3 separate regions of the Homo sapiens genome follow, and all the other regions are linked to region 1. Evidence: read pairs that join two places in POLR2A ChIA-PET (ENCODE). Cell type or tissue: OCI-LY7. All regions are shown on one strand. Links, peaks and the distances in the headings refer to the core of each region. The heading gives the core; the rest is flanking DNA. Region 1 overlaps MEF2C (myocyte enhancer factor 2C). Region 2 overlaps MEF2C (myocyte enhancer factor 2C). Region 3 overlaps MEF2C (myocyte enhancer factor 2C).

Region 1 (7,805 bases), core at 2,356-7,355:
ATCAGATACTATTAACAAATTACTAAACAAAATTATTTTTATACATTTATATATTAGAAGTTATTTCCCGGGTAACAACTAATCGCAGATACTAAAAAATACTGGACATTTCACTGTAACATTGGGTGTTTCTGATAGAAGCTGGTCTCTTAAATTGACAGTAAGTAAGTAAGCATCATTACCATTTAAGTATATTACAGGGGAGAAGATTATTGACTAAAATATTACAAAATCTACTTTTAAAAGCATATTTAATCATCCACTCAAAATAGCACACTAAAAGTTAAACAGCTACTCTGGTGTTCAGTGTAGCTAAACTCAGTATTTCCTACTTGTAAATATTTATTTATCCAGAAAGAGACCAGAAATATGGTTTGAACATCACCATTCTGTGCCTCTTTATGAGAATTCAGTGTCTTCTGAACCAGAACTACTATTTACTATGCCCAAGTTGACCTTACAACATGTCCCTCAAACTTGCACATCACCTCTGGCTTAGGACAACCTTGACTGTCCTGTCCCTAGTTGTGTCCTCTCTTCATTTGTATCCCCATAATTTGCAAATGAGACTCGACATAGAAAGGCTTTCACTATCTCAGAGCATGACTGGTTCTGAAGGAGCAGTGTAGTGTTGTACTTCAGGGCATGGACTCTGGACATACTGCTTGGGTTCAAATCATAGCTTCACCAGTTGATAGCTGTTTGACATTGAGCAAATTCCTGGACCTCTCTTTTCTTCGGTTTTCTCATTTCTCATTTTTCATAGGGATACTATTAGTATCCCACAGGGTTGTTCTTGTGAAGATTAAAAGTGCTTTATATCCATGTACAATATCTAGCACTTACATAGCAGTTACAAGTGCCTGGTACTCTTCTGAGCAGTTAATGTGTATGCTTAATGTTGTGTTGTTGGTAAATAATACTATACACTGTGTTAGCGATTGCTAATATTGTTGGATGGTAAGATTGTCAATGACTGCCTCAGATGAGTACCTGAGAGCCTCTCATTCAGATTACTTTCATGCTTCTCTCACACTAGGGAAATACTTCTATTGAGAAAACTAAGGCTCTGTAGGGTTGAGAGAACTCTTAACAGAAACATTTTGAGTAGAACCTAGATTACTCTGCCTTATCTTTTTTTTGTCCCCAACTCCTGGATGCCTGTAAACCTTTCTCTCTGCGCTGCCTCATTCAGACATCATTTCTCATGTATTCTAGAGCAAGGCGTTCTAACTAGCTTCTCTAACAGCAGTCCAACCCCCTTTTGTCTCTCCTTTCCACTGCCATCATTGTTCCTTTCCTAACACAAATTTAATAAAGCTAACAACTAAGAAGCTATCTTAGGCACTCATTTTCTAGAGTATAAAATTTGGTAAAAGCTTAGTATAAAGCCTACAGTGTAAAGTTAACATAATCTTAGAGGTTCATGTTAGCCAAGCCTTCTTTTTCAACTTCGGAAAACTTTCTGCTCTTCAAGATCCATTGTTTCATCTTCAGAGGAATGCCCCTCCTTCTAAACTCTGAGATCTCTCTGTCCTGCATTCCTTCTCTCCGCAAAGCCTCTCTCTGAACCATCTGATAAATTCCTGTTCACTCTTAATAGCCACCCTGCCACCATTCTTTTCCCTAGGATACCATGCAGCTTATCTTTTGGTGAAAAGTTCTGTATGAGTAAATTAGTATTGAGATTTACCTTGATATAACGACAACCTGTGGCAACAAATACTCGTCAGTGTGGAAGAAAATATCAGAGACTTCAACTTTTCATTTTCATTAGGGAAAATGTCTGACTTGTTTAATTCTACCACTTGCAGTTAGCTAAGGTAATGTGCTGTGAAATGATTAACAGGTGCAACAGGTAGAAAAGACGCTTTAATTAACTCTCTATAAACAAATTTAGTAGGTGGGCACTTACATGATTTCCTGGCTTTCATATATATGGTAGATAAGCAGTTTGTCTCAATAGTGTACTTGGTCATCAATTTGCAATCATTATCTAAAATATAAAATTTTCTCAAGTAGCATAAAGAGAAGAGACCCTTGATGTTTCAATTTAACAAGTTACTCATTACATTTTCAGTTCTCACCTCATTGTCCCTCAATAACTTACCTTTTAGTGCCTTTCCTGAATAATTCTTAATTTTTCTAGCATATTCTATATATCTATTTGTGAAGCACCTGAAACATATAAAGAACTAGTACTCTGTGTATTATCGCTGCCACTAATTGCAGCAGAGGGGAGTGAATTCAGTGTGGGCTGAAGTTGTCTGAAAGGCATCATGAAAGAGTTGGAACTTTAGTTGATCCTTAAAAGATAAATTTGAATTAAACAGGAGAGCCAATACTGCCAGTTATTGAACTGCTAGAGCAAAGATTTGCATATATTCCGAGGACCATAAGGCAGGCTGTGACCATTGGAAATTAGGTTTCATAGATAGAGTGTGTCAACTGTAGACAGTTCTGAGAGCCAGGCAGGGCACTGACTCAACTGTGTTAAGCACTCATGTATGAAAAAGGAACATGATGGAAGTAGCAGTTCAGAAAGACTTCCTTGAGTGGGTTGGTTAGCATCACACAAATGCACAAAAGTTTGCATACAGCTTTAAGGAACTCCTCTGAAGGCCTGAAACTCCTCTTAAGGCCTGGTGAAGAACCCCTCAAGTAGAGACCAGAGGCCCAGATGGAGAGTTGCTGAAATATTTTTTTTTTTTTTTTTTTTTTTTTTTTGAGACGGAGTCTCGCTCTGTCGCCCAGGTCGGACTGCGGACTGCAGTGGCGCAATCTCGGCTCACTGCAAGCTCCGCTTCCCGGGTTCACGCCATTCTCCTGCCTCAGCCTCCCGAGTAGCTGGGACTACAGGCGCCCGCCACCGCGCCCGGCTAATTTTTTGTATTTTTAGTAGAGACGGGGTTTCACCTTGTTAGCCAGGATGGTCTCGATCTCCTGACCTCATGATCCACCCGCCTCGGCCTCCCAAAGTGCTGGGATTACAGGCGTGAGCCACCGCGCCCGGCCGAGTTGCTGAAATATTTATTCAAATGGTGATGGAAGCCAAAGCTAAGATGGTGGCAGTGGAAGTAGAGACAGGCATTTCTGAAGAAAAATGAATAAGATTTGGTATCTCATTGGATATGGAGATGGAAGGAGGAGAGGGGATAATAGAAGATGACAGTTTGGTAGATTAAAAAATGGTTATGCCAATGGCAGAATTAGCCATGGTCCATAGTGACTAATTCTGTTTATGCTTATTAGTCTTATATGCTTGTATTCATAATTCAAAGTCCTAGAAAAGAAAAAGAAACAAGTGAAGAAAACTCAAAATGCCTAAACATCCAAATAAAAGAAAGTTTCAGAACTTTGAGCTCAAAGAGAGCTACATGTTCAAGTGAGCTCTGTGAGACAAGGCAAAATGCCTTCCTCATAATATCTTAAGCCAGGAATATGTTCTTTGAATTTACGACTTCTTAAAATAGGAGTCAATAAAAAAAATGCAGCAAGTGTTTGCAAGTTAACTGGGGAGAAAAATGTTTTTCTCCTAACACCACATTCAAGTTCTATGTATTGACACTAATATGAGTATATACAAACTTGTAACCAGAAGAGGTAGATTCTCTAATCCTTTATGTAAGTTAACTCATATATGCTTAAATTTGTTATTTTTATGTAAAACAATATTTTTAATCAAATGAAACTATAAAACAAACTGACTCTAAAGTTGGTCTGTACTTCATTTTCTTATAATCTATAATCAGGAAATCCATTCACTCCTGCTTTATAATTTTTGTGCCTTTAAGTGGTCAGAGGAATGTGACATCTGCATACAGTCACGTCTAAATTGATAATTGTCCAGGCAGAGGGTAATTTTAAAACATAGCATGAAAAAAGGTTGAATCCATATATTAGAAGGTTGTTGAGAGGTGGTGTTTCCCACCTCCCGGACCCCTGAATTTAAATGCGACCATTCTCTTTGGTGAATTTATCTTAAGGTGGGACAACAGGCTCAACACAGGCCGCAGCATTCTGAGTGAGGAGGAGGCTGCGGTTTCCCAGCCGGTTTAAATGCAGGCTCTTCTTAGCAGTAAACCACACGCATGTATTCATCATTGATTTTCAAATCATAGGTTTCTATATCACTGGTTTAGGATCCACAGTCTTGCATTCCTGAATCTATATTATGTCCAAAGAATAACAATTTGGTGGCTGGAAACAGAAATGGTTATTATACGGCTCCAAAATGCTAGCTGGCACAATATGCTAAAAACAGCAGAAATTCACTAGCAAAAAGCAGAATTTATTTGTTCTTAAAAATAACTTGATGCTCTAAAAATATGAATTTAAGAAGTGTCATCATGGTTCAAAATATTTTACATTTCAGTATGTAAACACCTTAAAATATGTGACTAATCTTCTAAAATGGCGTAATTTCCAAATAACAGGAAATATTCCAAGAGAAAAATAGAAGGCTTTTAAAATCAATTTTTTTAGTTTTGAGGTATTTACTGAATGAAAAGCTACAATGTATATTTACTTTTTTTTCCCCTACTGCTGCCCTGAATCACTGTTTAAAATGTGGGCAAAAAGACATAGGCTTTGTTGGAATTTCTCAGAGAGTTTACTGTAGAAAATGCTAAAAAAAAAAAAAAAAAAAAAAAAAAAAAAAAACAAACTTTTCTCAAGGCCTCCGTGAAGCATTTCCATTTTCGCACACTGGCCCAGTGCTTGTCATATCACAGGACAACACATTTCACGAAGCGGTTTTACTTCCTTTTAGCAAAATAACTCCTCCATGCAAACCAGTATCGGCATCTACCGAGCTGGGGTTTTAGTTTCTTCTGATCTATTCAAGCTTCATTGCACTGCTTAACAGACTTTTTTCTCCCCCTTCTTTTGAAATTACCCAGCTAATTTTCCATTTGATTGTTTATATAAACCAGATCTCACACAGGCTTAATAGATAAGTGACATATGTCTTCAGTGTGTCCATCTGACCTTCAGCTGACAGCAAAGTATAGAGCAGAATTGACCTTGATGTTCTTATTCTCTTTTTATCCCGTAGAATCTATTAATTCAAACTAAGTTCATAACATATTCACAATAATGATTCAGGATGACATATTAAATATAAAACTCCTCTAAGCACTCCATTTTGTCAAGCTTTTTTTTTTTAAGTGAACATACTCTCTTTTGTTTGTTTTTTTCTTCTAGTGAGAGGAAGTAAATGCATTGTTTTATGTAACAGCTTTTGCCATGGAATACTGTTCGAATTTACTGTAAAGAAAATTTGGGGGTTTGTCATATTTATCTAGCTTTAGAGAATTTGGCTAATATTCCAGAAGTTTTCTTATAGAAGGGAATTGATATTCAGATTCAACCAACATTTCTTAAGTGAGTCCTGTCACTTAACACACGTTTTGGGGGTGTCCAGTTTGCTTTATTTTTGTTTTTTTGCCCCAGGAACTGGGATAATTTTATTCATAATCCAATTGACAGACTTAATCTTGTAGTTATTTGTTATATATTCAGCCTGTTTATTCATGCATAAAATGAGACAGGTAAATGAATGGGATATGAAGAACAAATCTGCTTTATACAGTGTGCCTCAAATATATTTTGCTTCTAAAGATGTTCCCATAAATATCTCCTGAAATATACCTTTGCTCTGCCTTCCCAGTTCCTCATGGCCTCTATCTCAGGCCATCAAAGTAGTCTCCAGACTGGTCCACACTAGCAGGCCTTACTAATTCCTGAGTATACCAATGCCAGTAGATCTTTCTGACCACTTAGAGGTCTGTGTCATACCTCTACTCTGAAACTTTCATTTCCACCATATAAACCCAAGGACTTTTAGCCTGGAATTTGAGATCTCCACAGCCCAACCCCTGCATCCCTCCAGAGCCTCTGACACCCCTCTCTTTTCACGGGTCCCCTTCTAAACAGGTTCCTCTCAGTGCCCCTTACCATGCTCTTTAAACTCCTACCTCAGCCCTTTCCTACTGCCCAGTCACAAGCCTAACATATCTTCCTATGGCCTTTCTTTAAGGCCCTCATCAATTCCTGCCTCTTCTGTGAATCTTTTATTGGATCACCTCTTCTCTCCCGGGAACTCAATAACACTTAATCTGGATTACTCTGCAGGCACCTCACCCTACGCTGCCTTGTATTGGTCTTTATGTTTTCCATGAGTATGTATTGGATTACCACAAAGAGATTTCAGAGCTTTTCAAGCCTGGGGCCTTGTCTTTGCATCCTCACTGGGTAGCACACAATCTCACTCATGCAGGGGTAATAGATACTTGTGTTTTGTAATGATGGCAATAACAATGAGGTTTAACTGTCTCCTTTAGAAAGCTTCAGAAAACAACTGTCTAGTTTCTAGCAAGGATTGTTGAATCAGGTAGCTGAGTTCTCTTATTCTCCCTTCAGAGGCAGTGGAGGAAATCAGCAGATGTCTTTCTGAGTCCACTGTCATGCCAGCTCTGCTGGCATTTGTAATCAACTCCTCCCTAGCTCTCTTGGTCATATTTTGAAATATGAAAAACGCAGACCTTGGGATACCCACTTTTCTGTTAGTAGGATACTGAACATCAGAGACCTAAGAAAACCCTTTCAGTCTTCCAGTTCAATGGCTATTCCTGTGCCTTGGTGAATCAGCACTTTAGCGGAGGCATCATCACTTCATTTCAGCTCCAGGGAAGGAGTCTTGCTTTCTGAAGTTCTGTGTGAGGAGGAAAGCAAGGGTTGTACACTGAACTTAGTAAGGAGGGCAAAGCAGATGGAAGAAAAACCATAGAGAGAATTCACTCAGAGAAAAGCGGAACTGAACAGCAAAATGTGTAAGCGGCTTCCCCTCCTCCTGCCTGTCCTAGAAATTACAGTCTTGCTGGTATGCCCTTTCTTCATTTAAGGACACACAGACACACAAAATAAAACCCAAACCAGTGAACTGAAAGAGTGAGTCACGCCAGCCAGGCCTCCGCCAAGCTAGTCAATTAAAGTGCAAGACCAGTTCTGTGCTTTTCTTAGACCCTGAACTACTGTCTGACTTTCTTCCTGAATATTTTTGATAGGAAAAAAAGTATATGCTGACTTCTGAGCAAGTTGATGTATATTGGCTCTCTTCTCATAAAAAGTTTTTAATCTTCCTTCAGAGGACTATTGAATACTTAATTGGGTTACTTGTCCCATGGAGGTCAAATCAGTCATCCTATGGTTTTGCAATGTACGTCTTACCATTAAGCTTTTGTTTTTATTCTCATGTTGTGTATTCTTCGGAAACGTATTTGACCTAGATTTCTTCCTAAATGCTTTATTGTTTTTTGTTAACAGGGAACGGGTATGGCAATCCCCGAAACTCACCAGGTCTGCTGGTCTCACCTGGTAACTTGAACAAGAATATGCAAGCAAAATCTCCTCCCCCAATGAATTTAGGAATGAATAACCGTAAACCAGATCTCCGAGTTCTTATTCCACCAGGCAGCAAGAATACGATGCCATCAGTGGTAATACAAAACTACATTTTAAATAAATATTGATAATGTTTTGTATATGTTTTGCTGTTTTTATATTTGTCTAACTTGATGAATTACTTAACATTCTCCCAGAAAATTAACATAACAGTGCCATTGACAGAGCCTTGCTTGTATTTAGCTATTATTTCTGGTAACTGGTTTGCATTTCCCTTTTCCGTGTAAAAAAAATATATATATATATCTGGTGAACTTCACTAGGCTGATGTTCTAGGATAAGAAAAACATTTTCTTTTAAGGCTTTCAATTTATAGTTGGAAAAAAATCAGACACTACCAT
Region 2 (7,805 bases), core at 400-5,399, 85 kb before region 1:
ACATCGTTTCTTGCTGTGGATCAAGCCAAAGAGCAATCATTGTGTCAATAGAAAACCGCTATTTTTTAATTGGCCTATAGCTTGAAATTGAAATTAAGACTGAAATATTGAATGTCATGTAACACTGTTTGGACCTTGTTATTTGGACCAGAACCTATTTTGAGTATAGTCAAAAACATATGAATTAGCATTTGCACTTTATTACCAATACCAGATAATTTTTAGGTTTATGATATTCATTATATCTTCTTTTGCTTGCAAAGTTAGAAGAAAATTTTTGCAGGTTGAATTCATGAGCTTTTATTATGCTTTATTAGAAAAAACAGGGATACAAGATTTTTTAATTTCTATTTTTAATTATGGGTACATAATAGTTGTATATAATATGGAATACATGTGATGTTTTGATACAGGTATACAATGTGCAGTGATCAAAATCAGGGTAATTGAGGTATACCTACCTCAAGCATTTATCATTTCTTTGTATTAGGAACATTCCAATTCTACTCTTTTAATTACTTTCAAATATATGATAAATTCTTGTTAACTGTAGTCACCCTATGTACTACCAAATTCTAGATCTTATTCATTTTACCTATTTTTGTATCCATTAAACATCCCCACTTTATCCCCTCCCCACTCCATGCCCAGCTACCCTTCCCAGCCTATAGTAACCATCAGTCTACTCTCTATCTCAGTGAGTTCAATTTTTAAAAAAAAAAAGTTTAGCTCCCACACGAGTGAGAACATGCAAAATGTGTCCTTCTGTGCCTGGCTTATTTCACTTAACATAATGTCCTCCAGTTAGTTTCACTCATGTTGTAACAAATGACAGGATTTCTAGGGATACAATAATTTTAAAGCCGGGAGTGGTAGTTCATGCTTGTAATCCCAACACTTTGAGATGCAGATCACTGGAGCCCAGGAGTTCAAGACCAGCCTGGGCAACATAAGGAGATGCAATCTCTTATTTTAAAAAGTTAAAAAAAAATTAACTGGGTGTGGTAGTGGCATGCACCTGTGTTCCCAACCACTTGGGGACCACTAGGACCCGAGATGTCAAAACTGCAGTGAGCCGTGATCATGTTACTACTACACTTCAACCTGGGCAACAGAGTGAGACCCTGTCTCAAAAAAACAAAAAACAAACAAACAAAGAATCTTAATGTCGCACTTTTGAGCTAATAATTGAATATCTTTTCTTTTTTTATATATAGTTGCAGCTACAGTGGCTGTTACCCTCATCCAGGTTAGAAGTCATAATAACTTTAGAAGAAGAAAACTTATTTAAATTCAGCTTAGTTTGACTTATCATTTTTTTAAATTCTGAAGACAGATTTCTTGATTTTATTCTTTAGAATTTAGGGTATATTTATTCTTTTCTCCAGTCTTTAGATACAGTAGGCCTGTAAGTTCAATACTTTTAAACAGAATTAGTAAACTTGAAATCCACCATGTTTTAATATATATTTCAGTGATTATTTTAGAGGCTGTTGACAATTTCAAACATCTTACATATAAATGCTTGTCTTGTGCACCTCTCACCTACTATGAGAGCAGTTGTAAGAGTCATTTGGGAAAGAGCCTAAATTATGTAGGTCACTTCTAATAAACAAAACCAGCAAATCCGAAACAGCATATCATACTGTGTAGAGGCACCCGTAACCTGGGCTTTCTTTCAACTGTGTATTCACATGTTGCAAAGAAAAATGCTTTGCCCTCTTTGAAGCTGCCCCACTGTAGACTGTCCAGTAGAACCTCATGCAATGGCTCACTGTCATCTTTTCTTAAAAGTTGTCAAAGACTGCTCTGCCATTGCACTTGTTTATTTAGCTATACACAGAATAAGTTATGTTTTTTCCAGAAAAAGAAATACTGACTTCAAGTGTGAAATGAAATATTACAGCACTGATGTTATAAGTTGTATATCATTAAGAAATAAAACTGTTGTGAAATAGAATGGCTGTTTAAATTGAATTTTACCTTTACTTTAGCTGTCTTTCATAATGGAAGTAGGGAACAGCTCAAATTCAGAAACATCAATACATGAAATAGTTTAGGTGAGAATAAAAATTGACAGCTCAAATTCAGAAACATCAATACGTAAAATAGTTTAGGTGAGAATAAAAATTGACAGCTTTTTTATTTAAAAAAATTTTTTGGCATTTCCAAGTTTACAAAAACTATTTCTTTCTTAGTTTCAAGCTTAGACAACATGGATTTCTTAAGCAAGTATGTAAAAATAACATTATGAATTGTTAATTTATCTTACAGAAATTTTCAGACAACCTAATAAAAGTAGTTACCAATTATGTGCCAAGAACTATATATATATATATAATTACAAATAATTTTTATTAATAAGTCCCATTTTATGGCTGAATAATTCATTTATCTGTGAAATCAACAAATATTACTAGACTGCAGTGTACCTAACACCAAGTATTCAGTGGTGAACAAGAATCTCATCCAGCTTATCCTCTGCTTTAGGGGTTCAGCGAGCTTTCCTGTAAAGGACCACATAGCAAATATTTTTAGCCTTGTGAGCCATATAGTTTTTGTCTCAACTACTCAGCTCTGCCCTAGTAGTCTGAAAGCCGTATGCAGTATGTAAATGAACCTGTGTGGCTGTGCTCCAATAAAGCTTTACTGACAAAAACAGGGCGTTTGGATTTCACTTGTAGGCTACAGTTTATGGACCCCTGATTGAGTTAAACAGACATGAAATATAAAAATATATAACAAAAATTTCACTTATATGTGCTATGAAAGAATAATAGGAGGTACTTTATTTACATCAGGGTTGGAGAAAGGCCTGAGGAAGTGCTAAAAGATGAGCTAAAAGATGATTCAGAGTTAGGCAGGTGACAGCATTCCAGAAGCAGTATTTGCAAAGTTCCTTAAGAGAGGAAAGAGCTTGACTGAGGAGCTGAAGGAAGATCAGTGGGACTTAAGCCTGGTGTATGACTGTAGAGAAATGAGAGAAAAGATTGGATGTTAGACAGGACCCAGATATCGCAAAGCTTTGAAGGTCCTGTTAAGTTCTAAATAACTGGCTCAAGATTGTACAGTTAAAACTGGGAAGTGACCAAGATCTGAGCCCGGATCTCTCATATTCAACACGAAACAAATTATGCTTTTTAAAATTATGTCATGATGCATCTAGTGTAATATAATAACTAAGAGCATGGTTTTGTGTCATTACTTTTCCCAATTATACTGCATCCAGTATAATCAAATGGCTAAGAGGCATAGTTTTTAGAGACACACAAACTTCGTTCTTGTCCCAGTTCTGCCACTTACTAGCTATGTGACCCTCTAGCAAGTTACTTAGACCCTCTGAGCTTCAGCAGTACCCTCATCACTAGAGTGAGGATGAAAAAAAGTTAGTACCTTTCTCATTAGGTCTTTAAGACAATTAAATGAAGCAATAAATGTAAAGCACCCACCAAATAATAAGTGCTCAATAAATTTACCTATTAGCTATTCCTATTAAGACTCAGGCTCTTTGAACCATTAGCTATTATAGTTAATGTGATTTCTATCAAAACAACTCTTGTACTGTGTAGCACAATAAAGAATGTTACCTAAACCTTCATTTCATGAGGGTTTTATTTTAAAAGGGTATTGAGGAGATGGATGGAAAAGTGGAACAGGTAGAGCAGGAGCACAAAGGAGCCTTCAGAAGCCAACAAGGGGCTAGAGAATGATACCAGAGCAGGAGTGAGCTGATGCAGAGAGGATAGTTTGTGGACAAGAAGGAAAGATCACACAGGACGTTTGCAGAGGATTTATGACAAGGATGGGGAGAAGTCGTTTCCTAAATGTTATGCTTGTGGGACCTGTTTTCAAATATATGTTACTGACCAAATTATTTTTAACTACTCCTCACCATTTTTATCACTACCAGCTTCTAGCTTATGCTAACACTACAGTTTCAGTCTCTCCGTCGGCATTTTTTTTTTACCCTTGAAATACCTCCATCAGTTAGGCAGTCTTACCCTCTTTCACATGGTACCAATTTTTAATCATGCTCCTGAAACAGATTTTTTTCTGTGACACTTTTATTGTATTTTACAGTAACATATATATGCAAAGGTTTAAAAAGTTCAACAACAAACTGGTTTTTATGAACAGATGGTTTTGGGGGTGCTTGTTTCATTTCTTTTGTGTTTAAAATTTTTTAAATTAACAAATAATTGTACGTATTCATAGGGTGCACAGTGATGTTTTAATATGTATAATGTATAGTGATCAAATCAGGGTAGTTAGCATATCCATCATCTCAAACATTTATCATTTCTTTGTCTTGGAAACCTCCAATATCCTCCTTCTAGCTATTTCAAACTGTAAGATATATTAACTGTAGTCATCCTTTGGTGGGATAGAACACTTGAATGCATTTGTCTTATTTAGCTGTAATTTTGGGTCCTTTAACAGTTTTTAAATGAATATTGTCCTTATATGACTCTTTCTACAAACAATATATTTAGAAATCTGTTATATTAGGAAGAAAGATATATAAAAATTAGGCATGCTTAGCCTAAACCTATTTACTTGTATGTTTGTATTTGAAAATTTCAGCTTTCCTACTTTGAAAGGATAGGAGAGGTAAGCCCAAATTTATTTGTGCAACTTGTTATAAAAAGACATTTAAATATTTGTCAGATAACACAGTTAGGGCTTAAAATAGTAAGTTAAGAAAGAAATATATTTAAATGCCTTAAGTTTTCTTTTCTTTCATCAGATCTGGCACACTAATAGTTTTTGCCAGCAAACAAAACTTCATGTAATTATCAGTGCAATAACTGGAGCACAAACTAAAGACAATTTGCAACATTCTGTTAATAGAACAGGAGAATCCCCTTATGACTAAAAGAATTCAGAGTTCATAGCTGTTACATTTTCTAACTTTCCCTCTTCTTATGTCCCCATCTCAGTCTCTTCATATGAATTATAAATTATATAAGATGAACTAGGAAAAAAGCTGGAAAAATGTGTTCAGTGTAGATGCAGCTTCTGACAGTTTCTACATACTGATGTGTTTTCAAACTAAATCTGGTCTATTCGACACTAAACTGAAAAATAAAAAGAGATGTATAGATTCCCTCAAGTGACTCTTTAAAAAGAAAAAATTTTACTCCTTACTTTTTCCTGGTTTTCATCAAGTTAATTACAGTTCTAAATTTGGGAGTTACATCTTAATAACCTAATAGAAAATTTGTTGAAAGAGAGATACATTCACTCTTTAAATGTGAGTAACTGGATAATTGAGAAATACAAATTAATTGCTTCAAAAAAATAATTTTTCGGTGAATTCCAAACCATAAGTTGGAGAATAGATGGAAGATGCAGTCTCCACTGCTAAATGCACTTTTTTTGGCCACCTCCACAAACAGAATTTCCAGACTTGTGAGTTTTTCTTTAAATACTGTAGAAGAATTATACTTGTTAATCAAGAAGTATCTGGAATCTCTTTCAGACCTAGTGAAAAAAAGCTCAATCAGTGAAAAATTATTGATTTTCCTATCTTTTAATCCAAAATAAGCCTGCAAATACCTCATAATAATGATGATGATGATTGTTTTTTCTTAGTATCATTTCTTAACAGATGCCTGCCTCCCCAACACTTGTATTAAAAATTATACTAAACTTATTTCATATAAATAAAATAAGGGTGTGTCATAGTAATATTTTAGGACATCATACCCATCAGAATTGAATTATAGGGTCTATTGCCACATATTGGGGATGCCTTCTTAAAAGCTCCTCATGCATATAAGTTAAATCATTCTTTTATTAATCTTAAAATTACCAAGGGAAAAGTTTTTATTCAAAGATTTGGAATTGCTGGTGATTGAAGAGTTGAAAAAGAAAACCAGAAGGGAAAATGACCTAAATAATACTTGTAAGAGTTTCCAAATTAAAAAAAAAAAAAAAAAAAAAAAAAGCAGTAGGCAGAATGCTCAGATGTATGTTTAACAGCTGTGGCCTCAGGCCATTCATTTCCATTTTATCCCTTAGCAATTTGAAAAGAATTCACAAATAATCTCCCCACCATGTAGTAGGATCACAGCAACAGTGTGCCACACATATTACTATTTATCCTGTTCGGTGCATGATATTTTATATTTATGTCAGCTAGATCTACTCCTTTACTGCCAGAAAGATATTGCTCCAACTCCCGTCAATCTCATTCATTCACTTTCCTTTGGTAGGAAATCTGAGAGAGGCCAACATTTTCATAAGGAAAAGAATAATTGTCACTTCTAGAATTCTGTCACTCTTCTTTGAACTTGAGGGCCTCAAGGGTTTTTATTGTTTCCAGTTCTAATTTGTATATCTCATATAATTTCTACTTAAAACTGTAATTTAAAAAGAATCTGATGCTTTTATTTATTGTATCTCATTTTGTGAAGAAAGTTGATACTGAATGGCCCCTTTCACCTCTGGGAATGCATGCACACACCACTCTGTCTGCTACAAGTCACCTTTAGCTTTGCAAATGCACAAACTGTGTGACATTGTATTACTGAGAAACCAACACTAAAAATATTAACATTATAAATAGACTACATACACCGAGAAGTTTCTTCCAAACTGTAGATTAAAAGACATGATGCTAATTGTTTCAAAAGCCATGTCCTCTGCAGTCTGCACTTCTTTAACATTTAGTTCAAAATGAAACTACTTCAAAAATTATTAGGGTATTTTTAAAGTTTGCATCCCAATGTATTCTTGTTGAAGGTAGTTTGGAAACTTATTTTTTCTGAGGATAATGGCTTTGGCAAAAATTTTAAAAAATTAAGTAAATGACATCATTAAGGAAAAAAATTAAAAATTGATAATATGTAATGTGTATTTGTGTTTCTTTTGAAATATGTTGGACCATTAATAAGAATTAGAGAACCAGTCTAAATGTTTGGAAATTTGACTTTTAATTTTAAATTGGAACAGTTTAACTAAAGAAATCACTAACATTTAAATAACATTTCAACAAATGTAACTGTTTGGAAACTATAAGGGAGACAGCCTTCTGTCTTGCAAGGATTGATTTGGAAGGCCCTGGGGGAGAAAATATTGGAGTTAGGAGGTAAAACCTAGGCTATTGTGGAAAGGAAGAAGTTACACTCTTCCTGTTATGACAGGAAAATGTAGACAAATGTGCTTCCTGAGCATTTGCTCAGCAGGGAATGAAGTATCCTTTGACCTTTCCCTTAGGTACATTTGGCTTTGTTGAACTAGTAAACATGTTTTTGCCCCCAAAATATTAATCTGGTTTATTTGATTCTTCTCAGATTCAAATTATATCTCTTATGTAGATGAGATACAGAGAAACAAAGGTATTTATTTTATGACTGCATCTACAGATTGGATTTAGAATGAAAATTAGCCCTTTAACAAACCAGGCAGACTTGAGCAGCCCATATAAAAAATGTGAAGCCTGCTGTGTTAGTCTTCTCTTTTCAAAAGGCAAAACATTCCTAGGCCTTAAAATGGGCCACAGTAAAATCTCTTATATCCTGATCAAGTTAACAATTTTCGGTCATCCTTCTTCCTTTTCCTCATGCAGACAAATGCATCAGAATTCAGCTGTCACAAATTTTAAAACTCAAACTTTTATGAGTTTGTTAATAAACACTCGTTTCATTAATGTGCATTCGATTATTTAATTTAGATCTAACTGTGATTTATTATTTTCCCTCCAATGCATAAGATTTGGAGTTTTATTTTGGGATTTGGGATGTTGACTTAGGGTGAGGGGTTGGTAGAGTTCTAAATTCCACACTCTAAGCCCCTTATTT
Region 3 (7,805 bases), core at 2,610-7,609, 93 kb before region 1:
TTAGCCAGAACTGTTTAAACACGTGTATTATTTCGAGAATGTACATGTGGGTCCATTTCAGGATGAGTAAATAAATGTAAAGATTCTTTTTCGCTAGTACCTCTGCAGCTGTATAGAATGGCTTCAGAAGTCCTATGTGATACTTTGGTGTGCAGTCAATTGACACACTGTGTCTGGAGCTAATGTACATAAGGAAATTTAGTTCCACTTGATAAGACACATGCTTAACTGGCTTTAAGAAAATAAACCAAGAACAATGTGTGAATGAAACAGAGAACTTGGCACTTGACTGTATGGAAGCCCATGAGCCATGTGGTTTAATTGGGGCCAGTTGGGATCATTTAATGATTGCTGTCAGAAGATCAGATTTAATTCTCCTTATAAGAAGACCACAGTGGGATAGAGTTAAACAAATTGTCATCAGAGGTTTCAGATGAACAAAGCCTTAATTAGGTTGATTAGGATGCTGTAAAAGAGATGAAGAGAAATAGAAAAATTGATGAATCACTGAGTTCCATGTTGAGCCACATATAATAGCAATATCATATATATTTTGAGAGATAGTATTATAGCATTTTGAACATCACATATTTGAGCATGTAAAGTTTCTGTGTAAACCTTCTAAATGTGAAGGTTTAGAGATAAAAATAAATGACATTCCACTTAAATAACAGATGATTTATCTAGCATTTTCTCTTTAATGTACAACAAAAACATTGGCAGGGGGACAATGGTATTTCTTCCCATTTCAAGGTCATCTTTAAATGTTAAGTAAATTGGAAAATAAATAATGAAAGAAGCAAATTATTTTCAAGGACATAATTTTCAATCATTTAACATAATATTTGAATGCAGAGTAAAATAAAGCTTTTACTGAGAACGTCCTTTTAGGCATTCACACCACGATCTTAATAATATTGTGATTATTTACTGGTGATAATACTCAAGACAACTCAGGTGTCTTAAAATGTACTCTTATTGTTTTATTTACACATTTCGACAGACTAAAATGTGTTTTTCCATGTGCTGTGCACACATGTGCACACATGCACAAATGTATCAGTAAGACTGAAATATGTGTTCAACACTTATAGGCATATGAGAAAAATATTTTTAGAGTATTTCCATTTTAATCGTGAAATATGATATATTAAAGATGAAGAATATAACGAACATAATTTTTTTCTAACAGGGTCATGAGATGCCTGGGAATTTAGATGTTTTTATCATAATAGCATGAAAATCTATAATAGCAACATCTCCAACTTCTAGCCTAGCTTGCTTTACAGACTATTTTGTTTGACTGAGGTTGATGTTGTATAGTGCTTAACTTGCTTTGTTCAATAACAGCAACAAAAATCCAGCTGCATGTGCTTACTGAGAGGTTAGAGCTGGGGAACAGAACACAATCTGATGTTAAATTGTAGCTCTTGCTTTGTCATAAGACAGTGCAGGCTTTACCTTTGTGGTGAGCCCTACCACATCACTCAGAGGCCTTTGAAAGAAAACATGGTGGCTGCACTGTTGTGAAAAATTAGAAAAACAAAGACATGATAGAACCCTGAATTAATTACCTAATATGATGTGGAAAGACTAAAAGCTGTGGTAGGGTTGGATAGCACAAGGTTCTTCACATATTTAGACCATTTGGAGTTTATTTTGGCATGGGAATAGAGAATGCTATTTTAGCTGCAGTGTGAAAAAAGTGTCCAAGACAAAATAGACCATGGATAACTATGACAGGGAGACTGTGCTTCCCTCACAGTTATTAAATTGTTTATAATGCAATACAATTGTATAAAGGTATGTGTCTCCTAAATTCTGGAACTGTGTAAATAAAATGATGTATGTCAGGGATAATGGCAGGTTAGGCCCACTTATTAAATTAATTGCAGGGGTTAAGAAAACGAGTTCCTTTTTAGCCTTATTATATTTCTGACATACATTTCATCTCTTTTTGTCCTTGGGGAAAGATATTAAAGTAGGACTAGAAGCATTAATGTAGAGTTTTCAGCAGCCGTGGTCATGGGGAAAATTGATGTATTTCCCTAGTTATTTCCACTTTTGCAGCCTGAAGCTCTTCCGTAGCTGATATGTAAGAGAAACTTCTTAATTTTTTTAACACTGTAAATTTATTCTTCATTTGGTGATTATTGTTACAGGATAAATGAGGCATTATCTGTCAGAATTGCTAATCATTAGCTTTGGAAAGTGAGATCTTCATGGTAAATGTAAGGACTACACTATTCACTTGATAGCATTACTATATGATAGGACTTTCACTTTATGCCTTCAAACGGAAGCAATCATACGAGCAGCAGGCCATGTTCCCAGTACTACTGTGTACCCAGGATTCACATATAGTACCACATGTTATGATCATAACCATCCTACAAATGAAGATTTTTTTCCCAGTTATGGGTAGGGCAAGGAAACAACAGTTCCAAGGGATTAAATAATCAGTCTGGAGTCACACAGCGTCCAAGTACCAAGCTAGAATTCTAACCCTGTTTTTTCTGACCCCAAAATCCATTTAACTTCCAATTCTCAGTATCAATTATTCTAATTCCACATAGGAGATGCTATGTAAATATGGCGAAGTATTAAGTGAGGTTATCAATCTGCTTCTGTGTAAGCAAAAATAGTAAAATATTTTTAGTAGTAGTCAGTAAAAGTAGAAGCTGAAGAAAAGAAAATACGTCAGTTGAGAGATACACATCTTAACTGATTGTCAGTCAACGAATAGTCATTAGCTCTTTCTATATGTTTGACACTAGGGTATATATTGTGGATAAAACGGTGAAACAAACAAATAAAACAGATGTTGAGGAAGACAAGCAAACATACAGTTTCAATTGCTGCGAGTGCTGCAAAGGAGAAGGACTCAGTGCTTAGATCTTATGAGAGGGAAATTCGATGTCATCAGGAGGGCGTGGAGTACTTCCTGAGGAGGTGAAACTGAAGCTGAGACAGAAGGGAGGAGAAGTCAAGGAGGTACAAAAGGAAAGGAGGAACATCCAGGCAGAAAGAATTGCCTAGTACACAAAGGCCTAGTGGCAGGAAGGAGCATGGCAGATGTGAGGAAATGGAAAAGATGGTCAACATTATTTGTATATGTGGTACTATGTTACTGAGACTTGAAGATGGTTTGAAATTCATATTGATACTAAATTGGAATAAATTAGGAAAATAAATTGGCATATGGCATGATGGTATTTATCTAGTGGAAAAGAATAGCTGTTCTTTTATTACCCTTAGAAGAGTGAGTCTTGGGTATGTGATTTGGAAATAAACTCAGAATGCACTCATAGCTAAGGTAATGGTATATTTATAAAATACATGGTAAGCTTAGAGAGAAATGGAGCAACTTTCAAGGCCAAAGAAATCCTCCTCAACTCAAGACATCACGCAGTCGAGCATCAATAGGAGTAGTAATTTGGTTATACCTTTTGAAGTTCAGAATAGCTCCTAATGGAAAAAAAGTAAAAGTTCTGCCTGTTCCTTTTAACCAAAATATAATTGCATGCTTCATACATTTTATCAAACAAATCACAAAATAGAAACCTAAATGTAACTAGATGTAACATATTGAGCAAAGTTTTCCACTTAAAAAGATAATGAATCATTTAATTATTTGATTTAGCAATACTAGGTTTGCAGCAACTGGGCTTATGATCATTTTTGCCCCTTACGATGTATCCAGCTTGTATTTATTTAACAGTATTATTTAGTGTTGTGTGATAGAGTGTGCTCAGTTTTCAGCTTTGAGTTTTTACAAAACATTATTTGAGGATACTAGTGTTAGTGAAAATGTAAGTCAATCAAAAAGATCTGCTAATATGAATCAAAGAAAACCGGAATTTTTTTTTGAAAATTGACATCACATATTTCAATGTTTTACCATTATTCATAGGCTGTTTTTATTTAAGTGACTGCATTGTACTTATTGCAGAAAAATACATGCTTTGCAAAGATAAGTTTAGCAGAAGAGAATTAATTTCTTCCCACATCTTTTAATGTGGCATGGCAGTTTCACTCTAAGATCAAAACACATAACTGAAGGTTATGTTTAACTTCTAAATCAAAGTGTTGTGGGAAGATGATTGAAATCTGATGATGACTCAGATACGCTTGATATGTGGTTTTCTTCCTACAGAAACCTTATGTAGAATGCCATTTCCATGTTAGAAAGAACCTAATAGTGAGGAGATTAAATAGTTTCACTATAGATGCAGAGTTTGTGTTATTCACTTTGGTTCCTAGTTTGAATTTTTTTAAAGAACCTCGAGAAACTCAATAACCATAAGAATCTTTTCCCCCTCAGTATATCTTTTTTTTTTTTTTAATGTGGGAGCAAACAAATGATTAGCATATTTTACCAGCATGCATTGATTTTTTTTTTGCCGGTTTTCATAATTCTTTTTTTTAACCAAAAGTTTTAATGTATCTATTTTGGTTCTTTGCTTGCATATTTTTCATTTGCCTCAAAGGGTAAATTCCAATTATATGACTGCATTAACTGTGTACGATGACTTTTGTAAGGCCTGGTAAACAATAACTGAGATATATCTGCTATTTCAATGAAGTCAATGTGTTTGTTTTCTTATTTTCATTTCTTAAAGCAATCATAATAAAACACTAACCTAGAGCTGACATGAATTTTTCTCAGGTGTTTTAAAGATGGAAATTAAAAATCACGCTCCCGGTCTGAATTGTCCTCATTGTCCCTTATCTGAACCTCTCCAAGGCCTCTGTGTGTGGGGTGTGCAGCACAGCACACTCAGACGGTTCTGCTCAGAGAAGGAAGTGGAGAGTTTTGGTTCCCATTTTACACTTCTGGAACAGTTTAGGGAAGGAAGCACCTTTACACCTTTTATTGTTCGTGGTTGCTGACATCATATCCTTCCCTGACCAGTCTGTGTGCGTGTTTCCTGCCATTCTGTCAAAATTCTTCTGTGCTACTGGGAGAGATTTGTAGGAGGGAAGGAGGGAGGAAGAGGGCAAGAAAGAGTGAGGGAGGGAGGAGGGAAATGGAGGGGGGAGGTATGTGTCACTCAAGGGAACTTGTTTGTAAATGAGATAGCCCAGTGGGAGAATGATCTTTAGCATCTGTCCAGAAGAAATTCTTCTCGACTTGGGTCTCAAACCACTTTGCCTTCATCTGCCTGCTTATGCCAAACTCAAAATGAGCAGAAGCCTGCCATAATGAAGTTCCCCTTTTTAGTAAGCAGCCTCATTTTAGTTTTCTTTTATCTGGGTTGGCATTTTTTCTTTAGAAAAAAAAAATGCAGAAGACTGTAATTCTATAGAGTGTAACTATAGTAGAGCAGTTCTTCATCTTTTTTTTTTTAAATTAGTGATTATTTATATGTAGCTCTGTCATTTTCTAAGAATGCTTCTTTCCTGTGGAAAAAAAGTAGTGGCAAGGCTGTTGGAATTATTTTAAGCTTATGGTTGATTGTACGTAATGAAAGTTCTCAGCATAACTTGAAATTTTACTACATGTAGGCTAGCTGTTATATTCCTTTTTCATATACACACAAAACAGTTTTACAGATTACTAAAGTTAAATAATCTCTTTCTTCGCCTCTCTAGGCCTCCTACAAATTGATACTTGAAACTGACCTTTTAATATAGTTTTTGCATAAAAATTAGGTTAGAGAAAATGTTGTGCTAAGAAAACAATGCGTGAGCTATTGTTGACCTTCCTAATTCTTTAAATTTTTAGTGACAGCCTTGAAATGTGGTGACCCATAATCAAATGTTCTAAACCACGTTTCATGATAGACTTTACTTCATGACCAGTTACTTAGTGTCATCATCACCACATATTACTCTGCACGTGTACTTCATACTAAATTTTGGATTTTAGAAATGTTCTGAAGGCAATACCTCAAGAAATATTTATACAGAAAACAAAAGTTTAGTTCTATTGAAATTTAAACTTGCTTCTCTCTACATTGCTTTGCATATTTCAAAAAAGAAAATATATTCAATGGCATTTTTATCAACCACTTATATATACATAGATACATACACACATTCTCTTTGGCAAAATTTTTTTCCAGCATGTTTTAAGAAATTTTTTTTTAAGTCCTTGCTCTGCTCTTTTTAAAAATGGTCTCATTCAAAGTTGTGAAATATGGGGTGATGATATGGAGGAACTCTCCTAAGTTTGGTTCATCAGGAACTCTCTCTGTCTTTCTGAGACTTTTCTCCAAGGATGTTTTGCTGCTTGTTTGGTTATTTGTATTTTGAAATCAGGATCTGTAGATGTTCTTGTCTCTTCTGCCTTATCACCACACTCTAATCTGCTCACCCTGACCTTCCACCTTGAAGTGAATAAGCGCTTAGGCAGGCATAGTCCTGTAAGCCGATAGTGCCACCGGCCTCAGCTAAATGAAAGGAAAGGAAATTGTCCTATATGCATTTGCTGTGGATTCATGGATTGGCTTTCTGTGATAGAGAAAGCTTGTTTGTATCTTTGGGGTCTTAAACGTGCATGGGAAATACCATTCTAACACACTGCTTGCTTCTAAGGTAAGACTATAGGAAACACAGGAAAGTTGCCCCATTGAGTGACATTTAAGACGTTTTCTAAAAATAGATGGACAGTGTCTAGCAACATCAAATATATGATGCAATTATGCTTTGTGGGTTTTTCATATTTTAATGTGATTTCAATATGTTATAACTATTTTTATATGTATTTGTCAAATGTGTGTTATTTCTATAACTCTTTAGAATTTTGAACCACCTCCAACATTTAAAATTACAGCTGGAGCAATAGTTTTTGATGAGCACTGTGTGGTCATAATGTTACTCAACATACATATTATGAGAGGCAGAACTGAGCTGCAGTTTAGTAGAGAGGCGTGAGGCAAAAGAGAATGGATAGTCTTAGTATTTAAGCAGCACTTAATCCACCAGAAGTAATTATATCATAATAGCTTCTGCAATTAAATAATCACCAAAAACTAAAAAAAAAAAAAATACCCAAGGTGATAAAGAATTTGGAAATTAAATTAAAGAAATCAGAAGACAGCTAATGGTCAGACCGAATGTGTAACAGCCTTCCTGTTCCAAGAACTTTGAATTGGAGCCAAACAATCTATTAAATAGCCAGGACATTGGCTTAGCATTACATAATACATGTGGGAATTTATCAGGTCCGTTGTCAGACACCAGCTAAAATAAACAGGGAAATTCTGAGCAGTGTGTAAAGTTGTTGCATTCATTGACCTAAAACGAAGTAGAATAATTGGAGCTGTTGCTTGAAAAACCCATTGTGGAATGCTTTCTTGTTAACTTTCACATTTCAGAGCAATTAACTTCCGTTGTGTTCAAATATTTTCAGATGTAATTTAAAACCAAGTAAAGTATGTACTTTTAATATTCTGGGTTTCTTGGGCTTATCTCATGTTATTGATGATCATTTCTCTAATTTTAATTCCTGACCCAGAGATCTCCAGTATGTAATGTGAAGCTTCTGCAATTTTGTATCTTACTCCACAAAGACATGATATGTCTGTTTCTAAATATTTAAATTTAAAGGAAGGATGGCTTGTTATAAAAAATATGGTTATAAATTGAAGAATAATCTTAATTTTGCACCATTTATTTTGTGTCAATGCTTATCTTTTTTGATTCTTGTTATCTAAGATGTAGTTTAAGGGCTTTCAAAAAGAAAAGATCTCACTGCTGATAGATGCTTGTAATCTAAGATTAAATATTCCATATTATTTTTAAGGTGTTCTCACAGCAATAATTTTTTTAAAGTAAGATTAAAGGATTTAGATTTAAAT

Evidence for each region. Peaks named below come from ENCODE experiments on the same cell type or tissue, not always from the same donor. Only the 100,000 strongest peaks of a DNase experiment are listed, where the experiment ranks them.
Region 2: POLR2A ChIA-PET joins it to region 1 with 20 read pairs; 7 of 35 experiments call an interaction of 5 or more read pairs at or near these places.
Region 3: POLR2A ChIA-PET joins it to region 1 with 21 read pairs; 7 of 35 experiments call an interaction of 5 or more read pairs at or near these places.

Annotation. Positions count from the first base shown.
Region 1 is chr5:88,731,423-88,739,227 of GRCh38, reverse strand. It overlaps MEF2C (myocyte enhancer factor 2C), which reads left to right. Exons shown (of 11, transcript NM_002397.5): 7 at 7,327-7,499. Among named protein-coding and RNA genes, the nearest start is that of GSCAR, 38 kb to the right of the region's middle. RefSeq lists enhancers at 2,653-2,702, 3,835-3,934, 6,626-6,905, 7,026-7,075. In OCI-LY7, for the core only: CTCF peaks have their summits at 4,061 and 4,359; DNase peaks (open chromatin) are centred at 2,547, 4,757, 6,427 and 6,837; H3K4me3 peaks cover 3,174 bases; H3K27ac peaks cover 3,418 bases.
Region 2 is chr5:88,814,611-88,822,415 of GRCh38, reverse strand. All of the region lies in intron 2 of MEF2C (myocyte enhancer factor 2C), which reads left to right. Among named protein-coding and RNA genes, the nearest start is that of MEF2C, 65 kb to the left of the region's middle. RefSeq lists enhancers at 825-924, 2,691-2,740. In OCI-LY7, for the core only: no CTCF peak of the experiment used is centred there; no DNase peak of the experiment used is centred there.
Region 3 is chr5:88,824,454-88,832,258 of GRCh38, reverse strand. The region is part of intron 1 of MEF2C (myocyte enhancer factor 2C); the gene reads left to right. Among named protein-coding and RNA genes, the nearest start is that of MEF2C, 55 kb to the left of the region's middle. RefSeq lists a silencer at 7,073-7,367. In OCI-LY7, for the core only: CTCF peaks have their summits at 2,837 and 3,036; DNase peaks (open chromatin) are centred at 3,018 and 4,858; H3K4me3 peaks cover 4,191 bases; H3K27ac peaks cover 4,722 bases.